2 separate regions of the Homo sapiens genome follow, and region 2 is linked to region 1. Evidence: chromatin contacts called from ENCODE Hi-C or POLR2A ChIA-PET data. All regions are on one chromosome and are shown on one strand. Each heading gives the region's core, a stretch centred on a gene start or an enhancer-like site at or near the end of the contact. The rest is flanking DNA. Distances are from core to core; before and after follow the strand shown.

Region 1 (6,237 bases), core at 2,874-5,373:
TATAAGTAAAAAGTTATTAAAACAAAGTTAGAATATGAGAACTGCTTCTTTTCGGGGAGAAGTTAGCTTAATTGTACAGATAAACTAAATTAGATAAACAAAAACTTGCCACAGTAAGAAATCTGTGCAGTCCCAAGCCAAGTGAGCAAAATGCTAATATCATTAATAACAGTTTTTTTGTTTTCCCACAACATTGTCTTAAAAGGTACAGTCTAAAATGGATTTGTATGTGAATAACAAAAATACAGCTTAAATCACAAAGCAGGGATATGTTTCCTAGGCTTCTTTAGTTTGCAGCACGTTTTAAGATGTAAATCGGCTGAGCACGGTGGCTCATTCCTGTAATCCCAACAGTCTGGGAGGCCGAGGCGGGCAGATCACCTGAGGTCAGGAGTTCGAGACCAGCCTGGCCAACCTGGTGAAACCCTGTCTCTACTAAACACACAAAAATTAGCCAGGCATGGTGGCACTCGCCTGTAATCCCAGCTACTCCGGAGGCTGAGGCAGGAAAATTGCTTAAACCTGGGAAGCGGAGGTTGCAGTGAGCTGAGATCATGCCATTGCACTCCAGCCTAGGTGACAGAACAAGACTCTGCCTCAAAAAAAAAAAAAAAAAAAAAAAAGATGTAAATCTAGGTTGGGTGCAGTGGTTCATGCCTATAATTCCAGCACTTTGGGAGGCTGAGGCAGGAAGATAGCTTGAGGCCAGGAGTTTGAGACCAGCCTGGACAACATAGTGAGACCTCATCTCTACAAAACTAATAAATTAGCCAGGCATGGTGGCTCATGCCTGTAGTCCCAGATACTCAGGAGGCTGAGATGGGAGGATTGCCTGAGCCCAGGAGTTGGAGGCTGTAGTGGGCCAAGATTGCGCCCCTGCACTCCAGCCTGGGCAACAGAGCAAGACCCTGTCTCAAAGAAAAAAAAATGATGTAAATCTAGAAATGGATCCCATTATAATTTTAGAGAAGCAATAATCTACAAGTTTCAGATATTTACAGTAACCACTGAGTTGCATTAAATCAACTAAACAAAGCAGTCAAATGTGGCTACATACACTCAGGTAAAGGTTATTTTTTTCCCACAAATTCTTAGAAAAACTAGGGTCTTACATGATAGGATTCCACTTCCAAAAAATCTTACCTCTTAGAAAGACACCCTTTTCACCCTCAGTTCTGGAGAGCATGGTCCATGTCCCAACCTGTTTCTTTAATTCACATAATTCAGTGGTAACTGATCACTTGGACACAAGTGGCCACATGAGAATTCCCCTCAGGTGGCATCTTGGGTTCAAGCCCTATAGTCTGTTGGTGCTGCCTCACTGGAAAGAAGAGCTCTTCCTATTACTGAGGTGTGGTATAACTCAAGGCTACAACAGAGGCCAATGCCTGAAGTCCACTTGCTCTGCCACAGTTCAGAAACTACTGTTTCTTATTTACTCATTCACTCATTGTAATGGCTAATTTTATGTGTCTATGTGCCTGAGCCATGCAGTGCCCAGATATTTGGTCAAACATTATTCTGGGTATTTCTATGGGGGTCTTTTTGCCTGAGATTAGCGTTTTCATCAGTAAAGAAGATTGCCCTCCATAATGTGGGTGGATCTTATTTAACTAATGCAGGTGTCACTAGAACAAAAGGATGAATGCTTTCCTGTGTAAGAGAGAACTTTCCAGCAGATGGTCTGTGGACTTCAGCTGAAGCATCAGCTCTTTCTGACTGAAGGCCTTGGAATTGGAACTCTGGCTTTCCTTGGGTCTCTAGCATGCTGCCCCATCCTACAGATTGGACTTGTCTATCTCCATAATCATATGAGCCAATTCCTTATAATAAATCTCTGTATATATCAATATCCATATCATCTATATCTATATCATCTATATATCTATATGTATATATTTCCCACTGGTTCTGTTTTTCTGGAGAACCCTGATACACTCAATCCAAACAAGTATTTCTTGAAGATGTACTATATGCCAAGCAGTAAGCTAAATGACTAAATGCCAGAATAAAGAGTTAAAACTACAGTCCTTACCCTTGAAAGTTTAGAAATTTGGCAAGAATGCAGACAACAGAAAGCTTTTCCTTAAAGTAAGCTGGCCAAATTGGTCCCACGCAGAGAGAATGTACACACGAATTTCATTTCGGAGGTTTATGCTTAATCATAATCAGAGTCTGGCCATATTTGCTTAAGCACTCATTTTTTTCTAGTGGATGGAAGTTTCCAGTGAAATATTGCAACTTTATGTTCCCTAATAAGTTAGCTGCAGAGGACAATTGTACATTGATTTGCTCTTGATCCATGGAGCAATCCTTGCTAATGCTTTTGTGTGAGTCTTAGACATAATTGACCACCTTGGAATACTGCCCAATATTCAGTCATCTAGGAAATTTGTTGGACCTGCCTTGTAGCAGTTGGCCTGTGAGAACCAAAGGATACAAAGAAAACTAATAAGTGTACTAGCGTTGTCTGTGAGAGTTCTTTGAGCACGAAGCACTCACTAAGCAGGGAACTCCAAGGGGAGCAGAATATTCCCAAGGATTCTGCTGTGCATCATGTCATATGCAGAGTATATCAGGAAAAGCAACGGCTTTAAATTCAGACAGACATGACTCCAACTCCTGCACCTGCTTTTTAACAGCTAGCGACTTTGCAAATGTACTCAATCTCTCTAAGTCTCAGTTTTCTCATCTCTAAAACGAGGATAATAACTTTTCATAGGATAACTGTTAAGGCTGAATGGGATCATGCATGCACAGTGACAAGAATGATGCCTACCATATAGCACGTACGTTCAATTCATGGAGGTTCTTTCTAGCACAAAGCTTTTGTGTATATTTGATTCATCTCTGTGCTTGTAAAAGCAGTAGGGGCTGGTTATAAACATTTGCTTGCAAAGTGTTTCTGTATAAATACAGTCTCCATCTCAAAATTTAGTATTACGTTCTTAGAACAAACAAGCTATTTTAGTTTAAAGTACAACAAAATCTTTGTTCCTTAGAATACTAGAGAATGAGCAGTAAATGGGTGTCCAAAGAGGCTGGCCAATGAAGAGTTAATCACTTTGGCAAGATGAGCATGCCTAGTCTTCCTCTCCCTCCCAGGGAAACATAAAAATCAATTGAAAGAACAGAAATTGAAGTCATTATTGTTTGTGAGCCAGAGAGCTAGCTCCCAACCCTCCCCTCCCCTTTTTAAAAATGAAGCCTGGCCAGGCATGGTGGCTCACGCCTGTAACTGCAGCACTTCGGGAGGCTAAAGCAGGAGGCTCAGATCACTTCGGCCCAGGAGTTTGAGATCAGCCCCGGGCAACATACAGAGACCCTTGTCTCTATGAAAAAAATAAATTTTAAAAATTAGCCAGGTGTGGTGGTGCATGCCTATAGTCCCAGCTACTTGGGAGGCTGAAGTATAAGGATCGCTTGAGCCTGAGAGGTTGAGGCTGCAGTGAGCCATGATCACATTACTGTACTCCAGCTTGGGCAACAGGGTGGGAACCTTGTCTCCAAACAAACAAACAAACAAACATCCCTTGAAGCCTAGATGGCCAGCATGGTGGCTCATGCCTATAATCCCAGCACTTTGGGAGGCTGAAGTGGGAGGATGCCTTGAGGCCAGGAGTTCAAGATCAGCCTGGACAACACAGTGAGTCCCCATCTCTTTAAAATGAGGCCTGGAAAACTCTAAAAATCCCAGTAGTAGCTCACAAGACTTATTTGTTTCCTTTGGAGAAGCTAATGAGATTGGTGATTTTTGCTCGCCTGTCTCAAAAGCGCTTATTTCTAGAACCTTGAAGCTTTGTTGAATCTCCGATTCATCTTTGTGCTTGTAAAAGCAGTAGAAAAGTGTTAGATAACACAGCTTACTCTACTCAATTATAATGCTTAACAAAGACTAACTTAAGGGAATTAAGGAAAGGGGAGAGGGAAAGCAGGGGAAATTTTCAGAGAAATATTTCGCTTAGAAGGTCATAAAAAGATGGTTCAAAACTGCAGTGTAAAGATTGTAACTGACTCATATTCTAAAAATTGCACTAAACAGTTCAGGGAAGTTGTAAAATAGAGATATAACAATGGAAACATTACTCATCACCAAACCAAAAGCATAGCAAAGTTGTAACTCTTACTTAAAATAGCTAAAAATAATGGGTTGTGGGAAAATGTTCAAGAATAATATACTAATGGAAATAGACGATCCTACGTATTTGATAAATATTTTCAAGTACTGAATTTTTTCAAAGTTTATTTCTCGTGGCATCAAATAGTAGGCATAGCTTATTACATAATTAAACTCGGAGCTACTGTTAGCTCTTCAGAAAGGCTGGAGATAACACAATGCTGACCATAAACCACATGGTTTACTGACAAACCATCTTGGGAGACAGTCTTCTTACAGATTTAGAAAAGTATATTCAAATTTTCATGAATCTTTTCAAGTATTAAAGTTTGAGTTACAAGCACAAGAGAGAAGAAAAAAAATCTAAGCAGAGATTCAAATGGTCATATAAGAATTTTTAGGCTGGTGTGGCTCATGCCTGTAATCCTAGCACTTTGGGAGGCTGAAGCTGGAGGATCGCTTGAGCCCAGGAGTTCAAGACCAGCATGAACAATATGGCGAGACCCTGTCTCTTCAAAAAATAATTTAAAAAAATTAGCCGGGTGTGGTAGTGCACACTTGTGGTCCCAGCTACTTGGGAGGTTGACACGAGAGGATCACTTGAGTCCAGAACCAAGCAGCAGTGACCTATGTTCATGTCACTGCACTCCAGCCTCAACAACAGAGTAAGATACTGTCTCTACAAAAAAAAAAAAAAAAAAAAAAGATTTTGTAAAAACTCAATGAACTTCTAATGTAAAGTGGTATAAAAATGCTTTCACTTCCTAAAGCCACCATAGGGTGGCTTCGTATGGTCTTGAGAACAAGTTCAAAGTCCTCATTCTGATATTGAAGTAAGATACAGTTCCGTTTTATGTCTTTGTCCTGAAAAAAATACTCATCACAGACTAATCATCTGTATGCAATGAACAGTGCCGGACACTTTATATCAATTTTCTTTAATCCTTAGAACAACCTGCAATGGCTCAGTTGTTCATTTACAGATAAGAAAATTGAGACACTGCATCTTAAGCAAATTGCTCAAGGTCACACACCTTTGAAATACAAACCCCAACCACCGGTCTCCAAGAAGAAAGCCTGTCTTCTTTCTCCCCATATCAAATGAGTTGCCAAATCCATGCTCCTGCAGCCTTTTGAGCCACTGCTCAAGCTGTTTGCCTTTAGGTGAAAAGTATTTCCACCTTCTCGGCTTACCTTTCCAGTTCTAGATCACCGCTCAAAGCCCTAGAGCCAGCACTCATAACCTGATTGTGTCCAAGAATATCAGTTTCCCCTCTTCTAGCCTTGGTGTAGAACAGGCTATCCGCACCACTTGTCCCAGCATTTGATTAGCCAGTCTAGCACTCCACCTGACACTGTCTTTGTTTTATTTTTTATCTGTTTTTTTTTAATTGTGCAAATCTTTCTTCTAAACATGATGGCAAGAGCTAATGTTTTAAAATTGTCACATGCTTCCTTTGCTTTTTTTCATTCTCAGTAGGAACAAGAGTGATTATTTAACAGATTTAAAGTTTCCTGCATTTTTGTTGCCCATTACATATCACTATACCTTAGGAGGAGAATTTACTTTTTGATTTGCCACTATACAATGATCAAAATAATCTACTTTAAATAAAATTTCCAATGAAATTGTTTTTACAAACCAATTATAGTTCATAGGATTGCATAATTGAGCTTTCCTAATATTCTTACTAATTTCATATAATAAGAATTATTGATCAGGACAGGGATGAATTGAATAGTTGCATTTTAGCCAACAGTATGAAATTTCCCCTTCGTTGATTTTTCTGCTACCACCACAACAAGGTTCAAAGCAATAGACTGGGGTTTTACCTTCTCTCTCTGTCCCTGGACACACTTAAGTAGATCTTCCGTTAAGTAGTCAATTTGTCAAAAAGAAAGAGCCAACAGGAAAGCTCTAGAATAGAGAGGCAACCGGGTAAACTACCTCAAGAAAAAACACAAACTGACTGTGTAAACCCTGGCTGACAAGCTCATAGGCCAAAATTCTCCATAGGGAACCTGTCATTATCAAGCCAGAAATAGTCAGAGCCTGACATTCCAGGTGCCAGTGCAAAGCAGTGGATGGTATTTAACCACTGCCCTGGAAAAGAGGACAG
Region 2 (6,024 bases), core at 3,035-5,534, 44 kb after region 1:
CACCAAAACAACAAATCAAGCCCTGATCCACTGTGTTAGTAGGAAATACTCTCATCGTGGCCAATTTCAAGTTACCGGTGTGAACTCCAGTCAGGGAGAGGTGCTCAGTAGAACACCATTACACACACAGACACAGAACATGCTAATAACCTTCAGAGCAGAGAGAACAGAAAAATGTAGTACAAAAATTTGGAGTGACAAGTTTTGAGTTCTTTTTACCTTTGTTATTATGATAATTTATTGATTTTTGAGTTTATACAATTTAATTTTTAATAATGGCTATGTTCAGCAACTGCCTCCTTGTGGGGACAAAAGTGACTCCATCTTGGATGCTAATCTGCCATCTTGACTTCTGATTAGCCCAGTCCTGTGAATGACTCCTGATTCCTACTTTATTTACTGTCCATAGCATAGGAACATGCAACCTTGATGTTATCACACAAATTATAGGCTGTGATGCACAGAACATTCTTGCCTGTTCCAAAGGATTGCCTTTAATTGTCTCACTGGAGCACGCATACCCTTTCCCTATAGTACATAAGCCCTCAGTGTGGGGAGGAACAGTGTGGAAATCCACCTGTCTTGTGGCCACCCAAGCCCACGCTTCTGTCTGTAAGTTCCCCAATAAAACAAACTGAATTTGTCTGCCTTGTTCTTTGGTTTCTTGGCTCCGTCAGCATTTGAGGACCACTTTGCAAATGCAGCCCTTTCATCGAACACTGACAACATTCCTAAATATTTAACAGTTGGTTCTTGTGAACTGATACTGGCCAATCCCAGTACACCACCGCCACCTCCCAGATAAAAAAATCCACAGCAATGCTGGTTAAACGATAACATGAATTCATAACATTCATTTCTGAGCTTGAAGGAAATAAGATGTGTGACACTGTGATATAATAACAAACACATATTTCGTCTTTGTAATATGGTTCCTGGCTCAGAGCCCCTAAAACCCCTGTAATTCCCTGAGCATTAGTGGTGACAGCAGTGTGTTTTGTCACTTCTCATAAGCCCCCTTTCAACCACACCTTATTATGCTGATCAGGTGACTCTCACTGGGGCCCTAGATAGCTTCTGGATGGGGCCTGGTGTCAGAGGAACCAACCACAGGATTAGAAGGTTGGAACTTTCAGCTGGACAGGAGGGGAGAGGGACTGAAGATTGAGTCCATCACCAGTGGCTGATGATTTAATCAATCATGTCTATGTAATAAGTGGAACCTCCAATAAAAACCCCTACATAGAGGGGTTCACAGAGTTTCTGGGTTGGTCAATACATGCACGTGCCAGGAGAGTGATGCACCCAATACATGCACGTGCCAGGAGAGTGATGCACCCCAACTCCACAGGTGAAGTTACAGACCGGGAGAAGATATTTGCAATTTGTGTAACTAGTGAAACATTTGACTCCAGAAAAATTTTAAATCCTGCAATTCAATAAAAAAAAGAACAAATAAATTAATGATTAACAGAAGAGAAAATGTGTATGGCTATTAAAAAATGAAAAATACGCAGGGTGCAGTAGCTCACACCTATAATCCCAGCACTTTTGAAGACTGAGGCAGGCAGATTGTTTGAGCCTAGGAGTTTGCAACCAGCTAGGGCAACATAGTGAGACCCTCTTCTCTAAAAAAATACAAAAAATAGCCAGACCTGGTAGCAGGTGCCTGTAATCTCAGCTGCCCAGGAGGCTGAGATGAGAGAGTTACAGGAAAGGGGTCCTGATCCAGACCCCAAGTGAGGGTTCCTAGATGTCACGCAAGAAAGAATTCAGGGTGAGTCCATAGAGTAAAGTGAAAGCAAGTTTATTAGTAAAGTAAAGGAATCAAAGAATGGCTACTCCATAGACAGAGCAGCCCTGAGGGCTGCTGGTTGCCCATTTTGTGATTATTTCTTGGTGATATGCTAAACAAGGAGTGGATTATTCATACCTCCCCTTTTTAGACCATATAGGGTAAGTTCCTGACATTGCCATGGCATTTGTAAACTGTCATGGCGCTGGTGAATGTGTAGCAGTGAAGACGACCAGAGGTCACTCTCGTGGCCATCTTAGTTTTGGTGGGTTTTAGGCGGCTTCTTTACTGCAAAATTTTATCAGCAAGGTCTTTATGACCTGTATCTTGTGCCAACCTCCCATCTCATTCTGTGACTAGATATGCCTTAACCCTCTGGGAATGCAGCCCAGTAGGTCTCAGCCTCATTTTACCCAGTTCCTATTCAAGACAGAGTTGCTCTGGTTCAAACGCCTCTGACAGGAGGATCACATGAGCTTGGGGAGTCGAGGCTGCAGTGATCCTAGATAGCACTACTGCATTTTAGCCAGGGGGGACAGAGTGAGACCCTGTCTCAAATTAAAAAAAAAAAAAAAAGGAAAAAATGAAAAATATGTTCTACCTCATTAGTAATCAAGGAAACGCAAATCAGCATAACCATGAGATGGCATTTCATCCCTATCGAACTGGCAAAAATGTTAAAAACCTAAAACCAAGCACAGTATTGGCAAGGATGTGGGTAAATGTGGAGCCTCATTGAGCTCTGGCGGGAATATAAATGGCACCATCACGTGGGAGAGCAATTTGTCATCTAAACAGCAAACATGGAAAATGGAAAGTGCTAATCAGTAGGAAACTGGTTAAATAAATCGTGGTGATATTCATATATTGGAATGTCATACAAATGAACAAAGTAGATGTACATGTATCAATATAGATAGATTTGAAAATACTGCAAAATAGGTATAAAAGGCACATGATGGATATATATAAACTATATATGTGTTTATAAAAACACTGAACAACAGTATATATTTTGAATTTATAAAACCATTGGTAAAAGGCACATACCAGTTTCAGGATCATCACTTCTGGATAGAAAGGAAGGGAAGGAGATAAATGGGTTGAAAGTGAGGACTTCAACTGTATCTATAAAGATTTAGATTGATTGAAAAATGTTAAAATGTGTTCAATGTTGGAGGTCGAAACATGGGCATCTGTGTTTTGTTTCTGTTTTTGTTTTTTAGTGCTTTTTTGTGTGTGTTTGAAGTCTTTTTTTTTTTTTTTTTAAGAGTGTCTAGGAAGTGGTCAGGGCTAATTCCAACCACTTCATAAATTGTAGGAAATTGGAACTAGAAGACCCTTCAGCTCCATCTATTCAGCTCCCTTATCTTAGAAGACAGAAAACAGTAGGGCTAATGTTTATGTTTATCTATCATCTGTCTGTCTATCTATCTATCATCTATCTATCTATCATCTATCTATCTATCTATCTATCTATCTATCTATCTATCTATCTATCTGTCTATCTATCTATCTAATGCAATTTATAGATGGAAAATTTCCTGATTATTTTCTGGCATATATTTTGCACATAGTAGGCAGTCATTCAAATACTTGTGAAATGGAGGCTGGGCGGGGTGGCTCATGCCTGTAACCCTAGCACTTTGGGAGGCCAAGAGAGGCAGATAACATGAGTCCAGGAGTTCAAGTCCAGCCTGGGCAACATAGCGAGACCTTGTCTATATAAAAAATACAAAAATTAGCCGGGTGTGGTGGCATGCACTTGTGGTCCCAGCTACTCAGGAGGCTAAGGTGGGAGGATTGCTTGAGTCTGGGAGGTGGAGGTTGCAGTGAGCTGAGATCCTGCCACTGCATTCCATCCTGGGTGACACAATGAAACCCTTTCTCAAAAAAACAAAAACAAACTTGTATAATGGATAGGCACCCCCAAAAGTGTCCACGTGCTGCCTATTGCATTCATTTGCTCATCACTTACCTTGCAGGTGCATAGACTGAGGCCTGTGGCTTCAAATCATGTCACTGCTCTGATGCCTACGTCTACTCTGAACTAGTGGTTTTTAAATTAGAGTGTCATCTGCGAACTTAATAAAACTGCAATTTCTTTGGTTTTAATGCCAAAGACACTGATTTGGTGGATGGAGGTGGGGTGGATGGAGGTGGGGTGGAGGGAAGTGGGGGAGGTGGGCTGATTTGGGAGGTGGCGATGGAGTTATTTTAATGTGCACTTCAGATGTTGCTAATGTGCTGGCCTGCAGACTGCGCTCTGAGAACAGCAGCTCCAGCGTCTTGGCCACCTTCACTAAATACTTGCCTTGGTTTCCTCTTCTTTAAAAAAAAAAAGAAAAGAAAAGAAACCAGGGGAAAAAGGAGGCCTGGCTTACTGCTGGTGAACATGAAACCTCAGAAACCAGGGCAAGGCTCATCACCCAGCTTCGTGGAAAAAAATACCAGCCTAGTCGCCAAAATGAAAGTAGATTACCTCTGTGGCTAAAAACGGAAGCGGCAAGTTTCCACTGCAAGTGCCAGGGTTGGTAGAGAAATGGTAAGGCAGTGCTTAAGAAAAAGGAGTCCAGTCTTTCTCCCCCCTACCACCCCACCTCCCATCTTGATGGGCAGAGGGAGAAAAACAGGAGGAATCCAGCTGAGAAAGTCCCTGATTTATTAACAACTGTGTACTGATGACTAATCACTTACTAATGTTTGCAAAGTGCTTGGAGCCTTTCTATAAAAAGGGGACAAAATGTGGGCAACATATTCATAGTTATGACATCAAAGAAGAGGCCCAGCAGGAACATGAAGATGGCCGCTGACATGCCACATGCAGAACTTGCTAGCAGGACAGACAGACAGGACAGACTGGTGGCCAGAACTTTGGAATGGCATAATTAAACATTGTGCCACCCTGCCTCCCTCCCCTGCTCCATTCACGTTCCCTTCCCAAAGCCCCAGAGTCTGTAACAGCCAACAGGTCCAGTGTTGTCTTGCTGAACAGCAATGAGAGCTGCGGACCCTCAGGATGAGCACCATGGGCGGCCGTCACCTCTGCAGCCACCCAGAGTGACACCTGATAAGTCTTAAGGGTGCAGTCAAAATGGCCCATTGCCTTTCCCCCTCCTGGGAAGCCAGGGCACAGGCACCGACCCTAGTGAAGCAGAGTCAGGGATGAGAGGAGGAGGCTGTTTTTCAGGCAGTGACAACGATGGCAGCAGGCAGTGATGACGTCCAGAGTCTGGTGTGCACAGGTTCTAGGGTATGGTTTTGGTTGGGGCTGACCTCAGGGCTCCCTTTAGTCCCGCAGTTTTTCAGTCTTCCCAGTGGCCCTGTGAGCTACCCAGTACTCTTTCAGTCCATTTTTTCTACTTGTAACACCCAGAGCTTGGTGTCCATTGCTTATATCTACGAGCCCCAGCTGACTCACCAACGCCTCAGAGGAGGGAAGAGTTCCAGGCAAAGCAAACTACCCAGTTAAAAAAAAATCCTCACAGTTTCAGAGACGATAACGTCAGGAGCTTCAAAGCCTCGTTTGTTATTGTGGTGAATGGGCATCAGAGCTCTCTATACTTTTAAGAAGTGGCACACGCCTTTTGGCACAGCATTTCCCGGTCTATGACTTTATCTCCAGAGACACTCCCACAAGGACTATGCTAGCTGTTGGGCATGACTGCAAGTGAGATGGTGGCACCATTTTCTGAGGACCGATGGAGGGAACCAGTTGGGTGGTGGGGAGGGGGTTGGGGAGATCAAGGGTGACATTTAGGAAATGTTAAATTTCAGATGCCCCTGAAATACCTAAAGAAGTCACCAAGGAAGGATACGGAGGGCTTAAGAGTCTAGATTCAAATGAAAAAATAAATTTGGAATTCATCAGCAAATGGATGGTGTTTAAAGCTAAGAATGAAAAATACATCGACAGAGAAGAATAAGAGGTTGTATCTAGAGGTCAGGGAGAGGGCGACCTAGTGAGGAAGGTTGATTAGAAGTGTCTGGTGGGATAAGAGAAAAATCTATTTGCTGTATCATGGGCAATGAGAGAGGAGAGGGGTCTAAGAAGAGGGGGTGGGCAGTTGTGTTTCACCTTACAGCCTTCTCCTCTGTCAATTTCTTTCTTCTAGGTGTTTTTATAATAGACAAAGTTGGGTTTGACAGCATGGAGCTTATCGATGCCCTTGACACAGAGGTCACTGACACCCTTGACAAAAGGAGTTTCGGGGGAGTGGAGAAGCCAG

Evidence for each region. A loop is a pair of places that touch in the nucleus more often than their neighbours do. ChIA-PET counts read pairs that join two places held with the same protein, here RNA polymerase II (POLR2A). Pooled maps may share reads with other maps.
Region 2: a loop to region 1 is called in a pooled map, with 6 times the contacts of the local background. The contact joins two enhancer-like sites. A Hi-C loop is called at or near these places in 3 of 168 maps with a recorded cell type or tissue (CD4-positive, alpha-beta memory T cell and naive thymus-derived CD4-positive, alpha-beta T cell) and 10 of 50 pooled maps. POLR2A ChIA-PET finds 5 or more read pairs at or near these places in 7 of 52 experiments (CD4-positive, alpha-beta T cell, OCI-LY7, activated CD4-positive, alpha-beta T cell and 3 more).

Annotation. Positions count from the first base shown.
Region 1 is chr4:153,157,882-153,164,118 of GRCh38, reverse strand. It overlaps a transcript of TRIM2 not described here. Among named protein-coding and RNA genes, the nearest start is that of TRIM2, 43 kb to the left of the region's middle. Within about 2 kb of position 4,123, at least 3 of the 41 ENCODE cell types and tissues checked have a DNase peak (open chromatin) inside an H3K27ac peak, as active enhancers do.
Region 2 is chr4:153,114,256-153,120,279 of GRCh38, reverse strand. No RefSeq gene overlaps it. Among named protein-coding and RNA genes, the nearest start is that of TRIM2, 87 kb to the left of the region's middle. Within about 2 kb of position 4,284, at least 16 of the 41 ENCODE cell types and tissues checked have a DNase peak (open chromatin) inside an H3K27ac peak, as active enhancers do.